3 separate regions of the Mus musculus genome follow, and all the other regions are linked to region 1. The links are chromatin loops, found by intact Hi-C in ENCODE. Cell type or tissue: gastrocnemius. All regions are shown on one strand.

Region 1 (5,000 bases):
TCCTCAGTCAAAGTGGCCCTTGCGTAAGACGGCTTGCGGGTAGATCGGCTGGGAAGTGAATCCTGCTTTCAGCTACTCTCTTATCTCCGGGACAGTATCTATCACATCTGTCTGTTCGGAAATGTTCTGATGTTCAGAACAACCTACTTCTGAAACCTCTTAGGCCCGGAAATTCCTTAGCATCCACAGATTTCCTGTGGCAAAGAGATGATGTTGCTTATCAGCTATTCCAAAAGTCAATAGACTTGATCAGAGTGCTGAGAAAATACCTGCTGAGCTGGGTGTTGTAGCTCAGGGGCTGGGTGTATATTCAGCAGTATAGCACAAGACCCTGGGTTCACTCTCCAGCACCACACACACACACACACACACACACACACACACACACACCAGCAGCGGCAACAATAAATTTAAAAGCCTGACAATTTAATTCCCTCGCATCCAGATTAGTGATTTTTAGTTGGAGACAGTTTTGTCCTCTCTACAAGAGACACTTGGAAATGTTAGGGGGGTTTGGATTGTCACAATCAGGGATAAGAGGTACATCAGCATCAAGTGGGCAGAAGCCAGGGATATGTCTAAGCATCTTACCTAGGACAACCCCCATAATGAAGAATTATCCAACCCCAAACACAAGTGCTACTGACACTGGGGAACATGATCTAGACTCTCCACATGGTCATAGATAAAAGGCCAAGAAGCGATTGATCTAGACTATTCTGAGACTTGTAAAACCACCAGCTTATTCATCATTCCGAAACTGCAGTCATTCCCGTAGCTTGGAGAGACTGGAGGAAGTCTCGGTCTTCACTGCAGCATTGGATCCTCGGAGCTTTTGCGGGAGCCCTGCCTTCCTTCTCAACTCCATCCTTTTCTGCCCTTGCCCCACAAGCACATGACTCTCCTCTCATCCAAATCTCACTCAGGCTTTGAAGCCCACACATGCTGCACACTTATCCACTGACTCAGTCTTACCCATAAGCCCCAAAGTTAGCTGATGCCTCTGGCTTGCCCCTCACTAGACTCCCTGAAGGGGACCCATGTCATATCTCAGACTTAATCAGCCTTAGTACTGACAGTCAAGTGTGAAAGCTCTGTGGCTGTCTTAAGAGTCAAATGAGGTGCTGAGCATAAAAGCACATTGTATAGGCCTGCTGTTCAAAACATGATAGTCAGTACCCTAGTATCTATAGAAGCATACACTCAGGAGCTAAATAAACCGCTCACATGTAGTTAACGTGTTGGAGAGAGCAAGGCATTCCGATTAGTCTGCTATTGGAACTAGCAGGAAAGAAAAAGTTCCATCAGAAATCCTACACCAATTAATACGCCTTCACGCTCCACTGAATCCAGGAGCAGTGGGTGTCACATTTTCCCAAAGCGGTGCCCAAGCCAACCTTTCTGCTTTTAGCAAGTTAATGAACAGCTTGTGAGTAACTCTTGGCCCACTCCAGCCCAATTTAGAAGGCTGCCAAGGGGATAAGATATCAATATGACACAGCCTCTGCTCTGCTGGGGACCCAGCTCTGTAGTGTTCCCCTCTTCCCCCACCCAAGTGCTTCTGTGTTCAGTCACAGGAGAGTCTGAGGCCCTTACACCAGTGGGACGAGGCTTCACCCAGGCCTGGCCTTTCCCCCAGGCAGAAGAGAGAGCCTTGTCCGAGATCCTTCGAGAAAAGCAAGTGGGGGCATCACATTCCAAGCAGCTCCAGGTTTGGCTGGGAGCCAGGTGCTGAGAGCCAAACAAGAAGGAACACATTCCAGGGAGTCAGGGAGCCCTGCTCACATGAGGGGCCCAGTAAGCAGGGCCCCCGCTGGGCACCAGGTGCTGCTCATCTGGAGATCAGTCATGCAAGGGGAAGGACTCCAGTTTCTCTGGTTATGGATTCAGAGGCTTAAATGCCTCCCACTCTCACACACCGTTGGTGGACAAAGCATATGTAACAGTCACATGTCAAACCACCCTAAGTAAAGTAGAAGAAGGAGGGTGCTGTTGACATCTTGGTTCACACCCAACTGGAGCCAAATTTCTTTCATTCAGTACCCAAAGAGAGGATGCTATTAACAACAAGAGTGGATGGAAGCAGGGAGCCTGAGTTCTATGTCCTTAGGAACTCAGCTCCCCACCCTTGGAGCTCCACCCATGCTGTTCAGACAACACCTGCTCTTCACATCAACCAGCCAGCCTTCTTGGCAGCCAAACCTTTAGAAGATCTAGAGGACCCGTGGAAGTGCTTGCCGGCCTTTCTCCATGCCGGGAGCAGGCAGGCAGGAGGCGATGATCGGGCAGAGGGTTGAGCTATTTCTACTGGGGGAAGATGGCCCCATCGCCTGCCTGAAGAGTCTGTTCTTCCATTACAAACCAGAAGCCTGGGCCAGATTTCACCCAGCAAGGAGATAAACTGGGAGGGACTTTCAATGAGAATGACGTCCTCTTGCTGCACTTTGCTGCCACCTAGTGGGATATTAGTGTTCTCTCTCCCTCTTGCCGGAGCATTGAGGTGGTCTTCAGGCAAACGTCCTGGAAGTAATTTCTCTTAATCATATCTTACTTCTGTGGCAGAACAGCTGTGGGGAGCTCATCTACTTGGCCACGTGGCAAGTGTCCTAGAGACACAGACACAGTAATCATTTGCGAGGGTTGTACTGGCTGCGTGGGCACCTGAGGTGAGATTGATTCTATCTATCTATCTATCTATCTATCTATCTATCTATCTATCTATCTATCTATCTATCTATCTATCTAGATATCTATCTAGATATCTATCTAGATATCTATCTAGATATCTATCTAGATATCTATCTATCTAGATATTTATTTATTTTGTTTTTTCCAGACAGGATTTCTGTGTGTAGCCCTGGCTGTCCTGGAACTCATTTTGTAGACCAGCCTGACCTCAAACTCAGAAATCCACCTGCCTCTGCCTCCTAAGTGATGGGATTAAAGGCGAGTGCTACCACTGCTTGGCTGAGAGGTGAGATTCTTAGTCTCATGATATCTTGGCTAGGCTGAGATGCACCCCTCGCTCTTGAGACCTCTTTCCACTAGAGTCCCTCTCCCTCTGGGACCCACGTCCCCTCTACTCAAGCACTGCCACAGATCTTCATCTTGTGATTTGTGCCAGTAAGATTAGTTCACTTGACACAAACTGAGAAAGCTAGGATTGTGTGCCCTGTCTGTGATGCTGCTGTGTCCAGGGATGCGAGGTGGGAGTGTGGTCTGCAGAGGTTTCTTGGACTTTCCCTGGGTTCTTCAGAAGTCTGCAACTGATCAGCCATATTTTCCAGTTATAGCCAAATGTTTATTTCTTCTAGTCCCAGAAAGCGCTTGGCTTCAGCAACTACTGAACAACCTACATTCAACTCTTTTGTGGTGATTTGAGAAGGAATGGCCCCATAGATTCATGTGTTTGAATGCTTGACCATTGGCACTATTAGGGAGCGTGGCCTTACTGGAGGAAGTGTGTCACTATAGGGGGGACAGGCTTGGAGGTCTTAAATGCTCAAACCATGCCCGGTGTGGCACACAGTTCCCTTCTGCTGCCTGAGGATCAAGATGTAGCATGCTCAGCTCTCTAACAACATGTCTGCCTGCATGATTCCTACTGTGATGATAATGGACTACACTTCTGAAACTATAAGTTTTCCTTTATGAGGGTTGAGGTGGTGGTCATGGTGTTGCTTTGTAGCAATAAAACATACTAAGACAGTATCCCAAAATGAAATTACTCTGTTATCTATTTTTAATTTTTCAGTTTAGGTAAAAATCATTCATATTGTCACAGCCTTCCTTCCTTCCTCCCTCCCTCCCTCCTTCCCTCCCTCCCTTCCTTCCTTCCCTTGGTGCTGGGAAGGAGTGCAGGGCCTTGCAAGCCATGCCTGTGTTTTCCTCGCCTCAGCAACACCCATGATCTTCTGTTTGGCAGCACCTCCTAACCATCGTGACAGCCTCTCCATGGGGTTTAACAGGGGTAGAAATGCTGACCACTTTTTATTGGTTATTGACTATTTTCTAAAAATCCTTTGCTTATTTTACCATTGGGTTATCTGTTGTTTGTTTGGTGGTGGTGGTGGTTTTATTGTTGTTTTTGTTGTGATGATGGTGTGAAGTGGAAATTTTTGGTTTCTTTACAGACTCAGTTGTGTTTTGTGATTTTTTTCTGGAAACTGTTGTATGAGAGGATGTTTTGCTGAGGCAGACACATGAGAGGACATGTGATGTTTGGAAGGAGTATAAGTAGAACCCGACAGTGGAGGATGCCTGTTGATTCACCTCGCAACACTTTGCTGGTCTTTGCTGATCGTCACTTGCCATGACTTTGTAGAGAGAAAAGTGCCAAGGAACTTCTTGTGTCATTCCAGCTGCTTCTTGTGGCTTCCACAGATTCTGCCGATTCAGCAGAACCTCCAATTTTTTCTGGATCAAGCCATGGCTATTGATTTGTGTTTGGTGTTTGCCGATAAGACTGGATTGCCACTACTGATTTGTGTTTGGAATCACCCCAAAGAACTGCTTCTAAACAGGTCCACATCCCCTGTTTTCATATTAATCTTTCTTCTCCCCTACTTTTGGTCAGTGGGCTGGAAGGGAGGTTGAAGCATTTAAGAACCCTTATTAAATAGGTTTTGATAAACCTAAGCCTACAGTGAAGGGTTTTTTGGGAGGCGGGGGGTTGGTTTGTTATTGATGTTGTTTGTTTGTCTTAGATAGGGTTTCTCTGTGTAGTCCTGGCTGTCCTAGAACTCACTCTGTACACTAGGCTGTCCTGGAACTTACAGAGATCCCTCTGCCTCTGTCTTCTGAGTAGAGGGATTAAAGGTGTGTGCCACCACTATGGTCATTTGTTTTTTTGCTGTTCACTTCTCTAGCTAGCCTCTTTAGATTTAGTTTTATTTTAAAATAAAAAATTGTATTATTGTTGTTGTATATGGTGTGTGGGGCAGAGCCCCAACAGCCATGATTATTTTTTTCTCTCAGCCTGTTTATATCTTCTTAGACAA
Region 2 (5,000 bases), 240 kb before region 1:
GAGCAGTAGAGTCTCTGCAAACCAGAGTTGTTAGTGGTGCTAGCTAGCTCAGCTCTTTTTTTGAGCTGTGGGGCTTGTGTTTGTTTGTTTGTTCGTTTGCTGTTTTGGCTAGCCATTTCCTTTTCAGTCCTTATATGAATTCTTAGTCTCGCATTTTATCATGGCAAGCAAACATTATATTAATTCAGCCAAGGGTGCAGGTGAAGCAGGTGTCAGCCTCTAACAGCTGAGAGTCCCTGGAATAAGAGGCAGCTGGAGGCATTCGGGATTCAAATAGCCCAACCTCCATCATTCATCCAGGAAGGGCTTGGCAGTGGCAAAGGCCTGGGGCACAAGCAAGCCAGCCATCTGCCCAGACCTTTCCAGGACCACGACAGACTCTTTACCTCCATGGGTTGCCTCCACGGGTTGCTACAGCCTGGACATGGAAACCTGTGAGATCTCTCCACTGTTTTTTTAAGGTGGGCAATTAGCAATACGCACTTGCTTCTTAAAGTTGCTCCATGTGTCCCACAGATTTGTGTATGTTGTATTTTCATTATCATTCAATTCTAAAGTTTTTAATGTCAGGATACTTACTTAGGCTGGGGCTACGCCATGGGAAAGCAGCTGGCAATTCTGTGTCCTGAAGGTTCCCTTGCCCTCAGGCCCAACCCCTCCCTTCTTGCAGATCACGTGTTCTGAGTCCGCAGCCTCCTCTAGGCACCTGCTGCAGTGCCGCAGGGCTTTCTGACTGGGCAGAAGTGGGCCCATCACCTCATCAGCCTTCTCCCTCCTTCCTGTGGTGTCCCGAACTTCAGTCGGCCTAGTCAGAAGCATTTCGGAACAGGCTTCGTTTCCCTATCCTGTTGGCTTTTATTCTTTTTTTAACGAAGACTCCTCACCAAGCCTTGCTGCAGGCATCTGTGTGCCGACAGAGCCTCACTAACGGTGAATTGTCCGGGTTTAATTCTGAGTCTGGATTCAGCAACTGTCCTTCCTGCTCTTTGCTCCCTAAGACCTCGTAAATGATCCCTCAGGTAGTGACACCTGGAATGCAGAAAAACTGAGATTTAGCTAAAAATCTGCCTCCGGCCATTTTCACAGGAACACAAAAATCTTTTTTAGAAGATACTATAATAAGAGAGGATGTGCCTGATCCTGTAAAAATTTGATGCCCCAGGGAAAGGGGGTGATTGGGGCGGGGGTGGGGGGTGGGGGTGGGAGGTAAGGTAGAGGGGGGAGTTGGGGGAAGCACTCTCTCAGAAGCAAAGGGAACGAGGGATGGGATGAAGAACTCGGGGAGGGGAGACCATGAAGGAGGGCAACATTTGGAATGTAAATAAATAACATTGTTTAATTTTTAAAATACTATAATATTTTATGCCACTGTGCCAGTCTTTGATTCGGCACAATAAATCCAAATCCCGTCATCATCCGTTCAGCTCCCATCTTCCGGCAGTGAATGGCACACCACATGAGTCAACGTGTCAGAACGGATGTTAAGGTAAGGTGATGTCACCTCTAAGGGAATCTTTGCGCTTTGGTGGAGAAAACCAAACTGGAGACATGTTCGGCAGCAGGCTCTGGGAGGGCGAATGTGGGGAACTGCCATAGGCTCGCCACACGGCCCCGAGTGGGGGAGGGGAAATCTGGCTGTGGGAAGCCACCGAACCCCAGTCCGCGGAGATAGAGAGGGAGCAGTCCAGGCTCTCTGGGCCTCACGGAGTCCAGAGACAACAGGTTCTCAGTCTCAGACATCTCAGACGCTGCTGTATGTCACAGAAGAGCTGAGAACAAAGTGAGGGCCAAGAGCCCTTGGTCCAGTCTGGTAGCTGGTAACACTGGGAGGCCTTCCCAGGGGAGATTAGGCGTGGTTCTTTAGGGAAAGGCCTATTCCATTGTTCTAACATGGTGGGTCTTGATGAGCAGAGATGGTCCATGGTTTTAGAGCTTTACTGTAGAAAGACAGAGACAGACAGAGACAGAAGGTAGAGAAGGAGAAGTTGGCCATGGCTACGTGGAGAGACGTGGGAATGGAGGGGGAAAAAGAGAGCGAAAGGTGAGAGTAGGAGAACAAGAGCTTAGGAGAGTGAGGAGAGGCCAAGCAGCCCCTTTTATAGTGGGCTGGGCTCCCTACCTGGTGCAGGGTAACTGTGGGGAGGAGCATACCTGACATTGACTGTGGGGACTGATAGTCACAGGATTATGGAGTCGGGGCCTCTGTGGTGTCAGGGGCCTGTGTCTGGGAACGTGGCTCACTGTTCTGTCCCTTGTAGAGTTTTCTACTGGGTCTTCAGGGTAAGCTTCGCTCAACCAGAACACAGGCTGCCTTTCACAGTCCCACAGAGACACTGGAAACTTTGCCAGGATTCATCACTAAGAGTTTTAACCTCTGCCTGAAGTTTCAACTTGAATATTGAGGAAGGTTTCTATAATTTTACATTTCAGTAAGTAAGCTAGAATTCAGAAAGTCTGTGGAGGCAACGCTATCGGGATAATGTTGCCATCTTGTGTTTTTTGTGGGTATTGCAGGTCAGCCTGTTAGACACTTTTGACCCAGGGTGAGGAGGGAAAGTCTCTGACAAGGGGCGGAGACCTCAGCCCTTGATCCTCAGCTGTACTTTCCTCTCCTGACAGGAGAGGGCGCGAGTGCTCAAACTCAAGGATTCCAGCTGAACGGATGCTAACATCTTCCTGTAAGCCAAAACCACACGTGGCCAGAACCCATCAGTGAGGACACATATAAAAGGGGAGTGAGGGAAGCAGAGGGGAAAAGCATAAAGTCGAATACATATGATCAAAATAAATCACCAACCACATTAACCAAGTGGTTCACTCCTGTGTGTAGACACATTTATAGTGACTTTTTATGATATAAAATTTCAGTCACAAGAAAAATTATAGATAAGAGACGGTGAGACCCATAAAGTTTAAAAATTGCCGGCTCAGCCACCCTTTCTTTTATCCTGTTTGGGCACACTCAGGATTGAGGCTGCAATCTGTGCACACTGTGCAATGACTTCCACCTCAGGATATACCCAGTCCTCATTAATTTAGTTATTTTAAAAAACAACTTAAAAAAAAAATTCCAGGCTGGAGAGGTGGCTCAGTGGTTAAGAGCACTAGCTTCTTGCTCTTCCGATGGTCCTGAGTTCAAATCCCAGCAACCACATGGTGGCTCATAACCATCTGTAATGCAATCCAATGCTCTCTTCTGGTGCATCTGAAGACAGCTACAAATATAATTAGATATGTTAGATATAATAATATTTTTTAAAAAGTAAAGAAAAGAAAGGGAAAAAAATCTGGCTGTGAGGTGGCTCGGCAGGTGAAGGTGCTTGCCACCAGAGTTTGATCCCCAGGGTAGAAGAAGAGAACTAGTTTTTGAAAGTCATCTTCCAACACATAAACACTCAGACAGTAATAACAATAATTAATACTTTTCCATTGCTTTGTTGGAAGTTTCAGAAACAAATCTAAACACTGCATGCATGGCAGCTTTCTAACAGACTCGGATGATTTATTCAACATAATCACAATGCCACTGTCACAGCACACTACACTAACACTTCCTTAGTGGTGTTATTGTTGCTGTTGTTTTGAGACAGGATTTCTCTGTGTAACCCTGGCTGCCCTGGAACTCAAAGATCAGGCTGGCCTCAAACTCACAGAGATCTACCTGCTTCTGCCTCCTCAGTGCTAGGATTAAAGCCAGCCCTCCACCCCAAGATCTGATCTGTGGCCCAGCAGTGAACTGGTTTACAATCCAGTTCAGCAGGTGTGGGGTGGGGTGGGAGCACATGGGTGGATTGCTGCAGGCTACAGCTGTTCTCAGAAGAGACCAGCCCTGCTGTCGGTGTGCTAGCCTTATAGTTTAATGAAGGAATTAGAGCAGACTCAGCATGCCCACCCTACACTTAATTTGTTCATAAGTATTACTCCAATGATTGTTTCTGTTTCAAATGGTTTTTTGTTGTTGTTTTATTTTCACAATAAGCAAGGGCTTCTGCTGTAACCTCTGAACTACTGAGACTCGAGATACTTCAGTGCTGTGTACAGTCTGCCTCTGCGTTCCCTACCCCCTGCCAGAAGTTCCAATCCTCCCTCCAGCCCGCAACAAGCATGATACACAGACAACTGGTTTCTGTGCTGTGTCCTCCTGCAGCAAGCCCAGGGCTCTCTGCCCCTTTCCTGGCCGCTCCCCTAGTGTTAAAATGGCACTATCCATAAAACTCCTCCTTAATGAGGCCATTCTGAGGAGACAGCACGAGACATCCTCCATGCCTTTGTGTCTCCAAAAAAAACCAACACTCCTCCTGATAAGCAGAACTCTCCAGGTGCCTGTCCTTGAGACCTTAGAGAAATAACAAGCTCAAGGGAGACTAGGGCCTCGAGTTTAAATCATGGAGAAAAGGTAATCAGAGGTCGGGTCACAGACAGTTAAGAGTGGCCATGAAATTAGTCCCTGAACAGACACACATTAACCCGTCCCCCTCAGTACCATTCCACCAAGTGATTACAGCCCTCTGCTCCCCTTTTCTGTGAACATTCACAGGATTTCTAACTATACTGATATAAACCCAGTGTTTTCTGGACTCAGGGTTGCTTGCCAGCATTTACGCAGTGAGTGCAAGGCAGGTGATCTGAGTTCAAATTTGAAACAATAAAAGACTCTTTTGCGAGTTACAGCAGACTTCACAATTCTTGCGCTCATCCGAGTTTCCCGTAGACTCAAGACACAACACTTCCAAAAGCGTTGCTTTGGTATCTTATGTAGGAGTCTCACCTTAGAATCAAATAGTCAATCTCAGCCTAATGTAGCAGCTCCCTTTAAAAACAGACTTTCAGAAATATATTTCATCTACTAAGGAAATATAAAAGATCAGTTAAATAACAAGATGAACGTTAAGCACTACGTTAAACAGACTGATGTGTCTAAATAGATTTCATATCCATCCGCATACCTCTGGCTTAGTGTGATTTTTGGTTTTGTGATATCTTGTAACTTGCTATTTCCT
Region 3 (5,000 bases), 250 kb before region 1:
ACCCTTTGAACACTGCCCTGTCCTGATGACGAGAACTTCCTTGGGACCTGGCGCCTACTGATGGTGCCTTCTGAAAATCCAGCATAGAGCTCTCATCCCAACTCCAGACCTGCCGTCATCCAGGGCAGCAGCTGGACCCCTGACCAAGCACAGCCTCCTTCCTGGTGCTACTGGCCTATCCAAAATTAGAACCCCTTTGGAAAGTCAAGAGAGGGAAACACCCCATCCTGCAGCATCGACAAACCTGTGCACCCCTGATACCTCAGCCCAGCTGCATCTGTTGCCATTCTTAAAGACAAGAGACAGTTCCCTGTCTCCGGACAGAGGTATCTCACAACAGAGTGCTTTTTTGTTTAGCAGGTACACACGTTCTCTGACATTAGCTCCCTGGAGGCTGCAGCATCGCAGAATGGGAGGCAGGGGGTGAATATGTGCTCCCACTTTACTAGCAAGGAGACTGAGGTCTACTCACATAACTGAGTTGCTGTTTGGGAACAAGGCTAAGTGCCTACCCCAGATGGTTAAGCACAACCTTCTCCCCACAGCACCTTCAACCTGGGCTCTTTCCAGGGCCTATAGTCTGAAGGATGAATGGGGCTTCCTGTCTGACCAGGAGGCTGAGAAGTTTCTCATTCTATGAACAGCCCAGGCTTCTGAGACCCATCCTCTGTCCCCAAGTGCTGCCTCAAATGAGTTCTTTCAAGATATCTGCACCCCTGTCCCCCTTCCCTCAGCCACAACTCCTGCTGACAGGAATCTGGTGTTTGCTAAGTTCCATTCTTAACAGAACTGTCCCTGGAGACAAGAGAGCCATGGGGAGAGCTGGCCAGTTGCCAGGGATTCTCTGGGCCGTTCTGGAACTGGAACAAACTCCCACAGGCTCTTGTTCTACCATCTCTCCTGGGTTCTTCATGGTACCACCTCGTGTACAGCCACGCCAGTTAAACCAGCAAGATGTCCGTATTGCAATAGAAAGGGTCTTATTTGAGCCTGTGGACTGTCTGGAGTTTCTATCTAGTGGTCTCGCATCGCTCCCCTCCACTGTGACTCATGACTCTTTCTTCCCACAAGCCTTGACCATCGAGACTAACTTTAATGCTGCAGGTCTGAGAGAAGGAGCTAGGAAGCCCTCCGTAGCTCTGCTGACTCACTCTGCCCAACTGTAATTCCAAAGGCCCAGGCCTGAAGGGACTCAGTGTTTATTGAAAGGTGAACCATCCTGGGGTGCCAGGGACTGGGGAGAGACAATTAGGAGAAGTCTTTTTTCTTTCTTAAAAATTGTAAACTTACAGAAAGGATCTTATTTCGGGTCCTGGGCATGTTTCCCTTAAAGAAAGCACATACTCTTAGCATACGATCTCTCCATGAAGCAGCCTGCACTATGACCGACCGCTCACGGCTGTGGGGATGGTATAAGCTGTCCGGTCTGCACTTCATGAGGATTCCAATGGCCTCCACCTTTTGCAAGTGTCCCCTCAGCCTTTGTCTCTGCCTGAGAAGCGAAGCACTGCTTCCATCCGTAAGCAGCCCACCTCTCCTGTGGAGCAGGAGACACACAGCCCAGCAGAGACCGCACTCGCCATGCTAAGCACAGAGAGAAGCCACCACATGAGCAGCTTCTATCCAGTTCCCTGCCTGTCCCTCTCACTGTGCCTCTGCTTGTCCTGGGCAGCTTTCCCTCTATGCAGCCATTCTCAGATCTTGCTGGACAAGCCAGACATTTGAAGGATTCCTTGGAAGGTGTTTGTGTGCAGGCCGGATCTGTGGGTAAAATGCAGGCTGGCGTCAGCTCCAGGAAAGGAAGGTGTTCTAGCAACCAAAGCCACCCAACAATGGATGGTCACAGGGCCTAAAGGACTTCTCTGTGGAGGGTGAGCGCTCTGGTCCTTCAAATTCACAAATTCTCAGGGCTGGGCTGGGTTAGTGATGGCTTTGTCTATCCTATGTCTCAGATGTCACCACACAGTTCTTAAGAAGGACAATGATCCTCTTGTAAGTGAGTGTAGGTCAGAGAAAATGGGGCAGGCTCTGGTCTTTAGGCAAACACCAAACTAAACCAAACAAAACACCACCAACAAAACTAGAAAACACCTCATCTGAGTTCAGGGGATTTTTTCCCAGGGAAATCAGCTGTTCCTGAGAGTTCAGTCCCATTGAGAAGGTTGCAGATTTTTAGAATGGGGCAATTAACTACTTTGTTTAGAAGGCCAATCTTGCAAAGGTCCTGGTTCCTCCTTCTGTCCCCTACATAGCCTCCTCCGTACACTGTGTGGGCAGTGTGGCCTTGGGATCCCCACTGATTACCAGGGATGGATGCCTGTCCCTGGAGATGGTGCTCTATATGCCACCTTCTTCTTGGGCCTCTTCACATTCCCTTCATTGGCTGTGGTTTGGAACTGAAATTATATATTTCAATATTGATTTTCCTCTGGTGTGCCAGCTGGCCACATCATGCTCTCTGAATGAAAAATTAGGTAAATTAAAGCTACTGTGTAGCCTTTCTCGACAAAAGTCAACAAAGCCCCAAATGAAAAGCGTGTGCTGTCTCCCTTTCACTGGAAAACAAAACAAAACAAAACAAAACAAAACAAAACAAAACAAAACAACCTTCCTTTTGAGCTTCTATTGAGTCTCTATTTCCCTTTACCTCTCAGGGCAGGCTGGGAATATGCTATCTGGCCGCTAGAGGGAGTTCCCTGCTCATAGCCAGGCTCAGCCTGGCTATGCTCAGCCAGGGGAGCTTGTCAGCCCAGGACTTCTGTTCCGCCTTCCCTCCTTGCTTTTAGCACACATCATCTATTTGTTCTCTACTCATTTACACCCAAACTTCTCTTTTTAAACAGTGGCTCTCTAAAGGACTGAGAAACGGGAGATGCTAGATTAATTCGTTGTGTGGTATGGAGAAATCTAGATATGGCTAGCACCTGCCCAAGATAGTCCCCTCGTTTCATTAATAGCTGTCTTAGTGTTGACACTATAGAGCTTTCCTATAAGGAACAAAATGAAACAAAACGACGGTCACAACAGGGTGAATGATCTGTCAGCCCTGCAGGTGGAGGCCAGATCCTTGCCAGATAAAACATTTTGCACATAGCTTAGATGTCTTTGAAGAAAACTGGCTGATGTCCTGATCTTGGAGAGCCAATAGCTAGGGTAAGAGGGATCTGAAAAGATGTTATAAAAACCCTGACGAGAAGGCCTGTATATGTTTCAACAGTTCCCTGGGAGGTGGTGAAAGTCCTACCTTTGGAATAAAAGAATAACTGTACAGTTGAAAGGTGCTAGAGAAGAATTCCAGCTAAGTTCAAAGTAAATCAAAGAGTGGGAGGAAGCATTAGAATATAAAGGACCCCTGGACTCGCAAGTTAGCTCAGTCAGCAAAGCACTGAAGAACTGAGTTGAGTCTCAGAACCCACATGCAAAAAGCCGGGCGTGGTGGTACTCAGTTGTAATCCCAGCACTAGGGAGGCAGAGACTGAGAGGATCGCTGGGGCTCACCAGCTGGCCAGCCCCACCTACTTGGCAAGTTCCAGGCCAGTGAGAGATGGTGTCTCAAAACATGGTGGATAGCACCTGAAGAGCAACAGGTGTCCTCTGACCTCCACATGAACACACACACACACACACACACACACACACACACACACACGTGTGTAAGCCACTCCACAAGCCACCAAGGCCACAGAGAAAGCACGGGCGAGGGTCAAGCTGGTGTCTGTAGGAAGACTACTGCTCACAGGTAACATTTAGATGGGGTTTCCCAATCCTGATAAAAGAGGACAGCCTGTCGGAGACAGTGTGAGGAACTTGTGAGGTGGGATATCTGCGGAAGAGACACCCTGAGAGCCCTCTCAGGAGTCAGAGGGAGGAAGTTGAGTGAAACAGGTTGTTCCTATAGAATGGCAAGCTTTCTGCAAGCACCTTCTACGGGGCAGGGATGCTGGAGATGATAAGCAGCTGAGGCAGGATGGCACTGTGTCAGGATGTGGGGAGAGGCTCCCCAAAGTGGAACAGCTCTGAGTGGCTCATTCATATCCTTCCTAACTGCTACTACCTTGCTGCCATTTGAAACCCATCAGTGCCTCTTCCTGTAAGTTGTGTGTGCCGTCATATGGCAGCCACTGGCAACCCAGGCAGAGCCATCCCCCTGTGCCTGCTTCACAGAGGGACAAACAGGCATGGGGGCAGCTAACTGCCTGCCTGGGGTCACAACGCTCCACCGAGGCAGCCTGGACTAGCCTGGGCTATTTGTCTCCAATCCCTTTTGTAAGAACAGGCTGCCTTCCTGAGGGACTGTTTGCCGACAAAGAGCAATGGCTTTCTACCCCACACGGTCCTTTATCCTCTGAATCGTTGTTCTGTTGGGATCCGTGCTGTGCTGTTCTGTGGAAAGTGGCCCCAAGAATATAGAAACTCCCAGCCTTGTCAGATGATCAGCCCCTGCCTCAGTGGACAAAAGTCCATTCTGTTACATCCACTAACTCCCACCTTCCTGAGCCCCCCAGCTCTCCAACATAAGGATATACTTTGCTATAACTTATTATTTTGTTCCCTGTAAATACAAGATGTTTATAGGAAATATGTATTCTGAACTATATCTGCAGAGTGGACTGCAACACCAGAATAGTTCTGTTATTTAGAATATGTGCATTGTAAAGGGACCTAATAGGTATTTATTTACATATGCCATCCACATTTACATAAAATTGTTTGATTGGCCAAGCCAGCTTCCTGGCACATTGCTGCACCACAGTGTCTTATTCTATGTCAATCCTTACAGTTGTTTATATGGTAATTGGCCAAACTTTTGGGGGTTTAAAACAAAATATAACTAACTCCGCTTTTGACGTATTCAGGGGCTCTCCCCCTGGTATTGTGCCTGACTAAGCCTGCCACCTTTCTGTCTTAAATATACTTTCTCATATGATCTGCCCTCTCCTCACACCCAAACACTTGGAGAAGGAAAGGTGACTAGCCCTTCTCGTCCCTTCTCAGTGTGG

What was found. Hi-C counts contacts between places; a loop is a spot of excess contacts. Peaks named below come from ENCODE experiments on the same cell type or tissue, not always from the same donor. Only the 100,000 strongest peaks of a DNase experiment are listed, where the experiment ranks them.
Region 2: it touches region 1 in a loop (5-fold over the local background); 29 of 42 quality-filtered maps call a loop at or near these places.
Region 3: a loop joins it to region 1, with 8 times the contacts of the local background. A loop is called at or near these places in 19 of 42 quality-filtered maps.

Annotation. Positions count from the first base shown.
Region 1 is chr9:59,720,727-59,725,726 of GRCm38, reverse strand. No RefSeq gene overlaps it. Among named protein-coding and RNA genes, the nearest start is that of Senp8, 27 kb to the left of the region's middle. In gastrocnemius, a CTCF peak has its summit at 2,456 (motif pointing left); DNase peaks (open chromatin) are centred at 1,742 and 2,367; H3K4me3 peaks cover 570 bases; H3K27ac peaks cover 1,471 bases.
Region 2 is chr9:59,957,085-59,962,084 of GRCm38, reverse strand. It overlaps a transcript of Nr2e3 not described here. Among named protein-coding and RNA genes, the nearest start is that of Gm7616, 8.3 kb to the right of the region's middle. In gastrocnemius, a CTCF peak has its summit at 2,544; DNase peaks (open chromatin) are centred at 345, 681, 1,686 and 2,584.
Region 3 is chr9:59,967,278-59,972,277 of GRCm38, reverse strand. It overlaps Thsd4 (thrombospondin, type I, domain containing 4), which reads left to right. Exons shown (of 18, transcript NM_001040426.3): 18 at 1-5,000. Among named protein-coding and RNA genes, the nearest start is that of Gm7616, 18 kb to the right of the region's middle. In gastrocnemius, a CTCF peak has its summit at 2,686 (motif pointing right); DNase peaks (open chromatin) are centred at 824 and 2,691.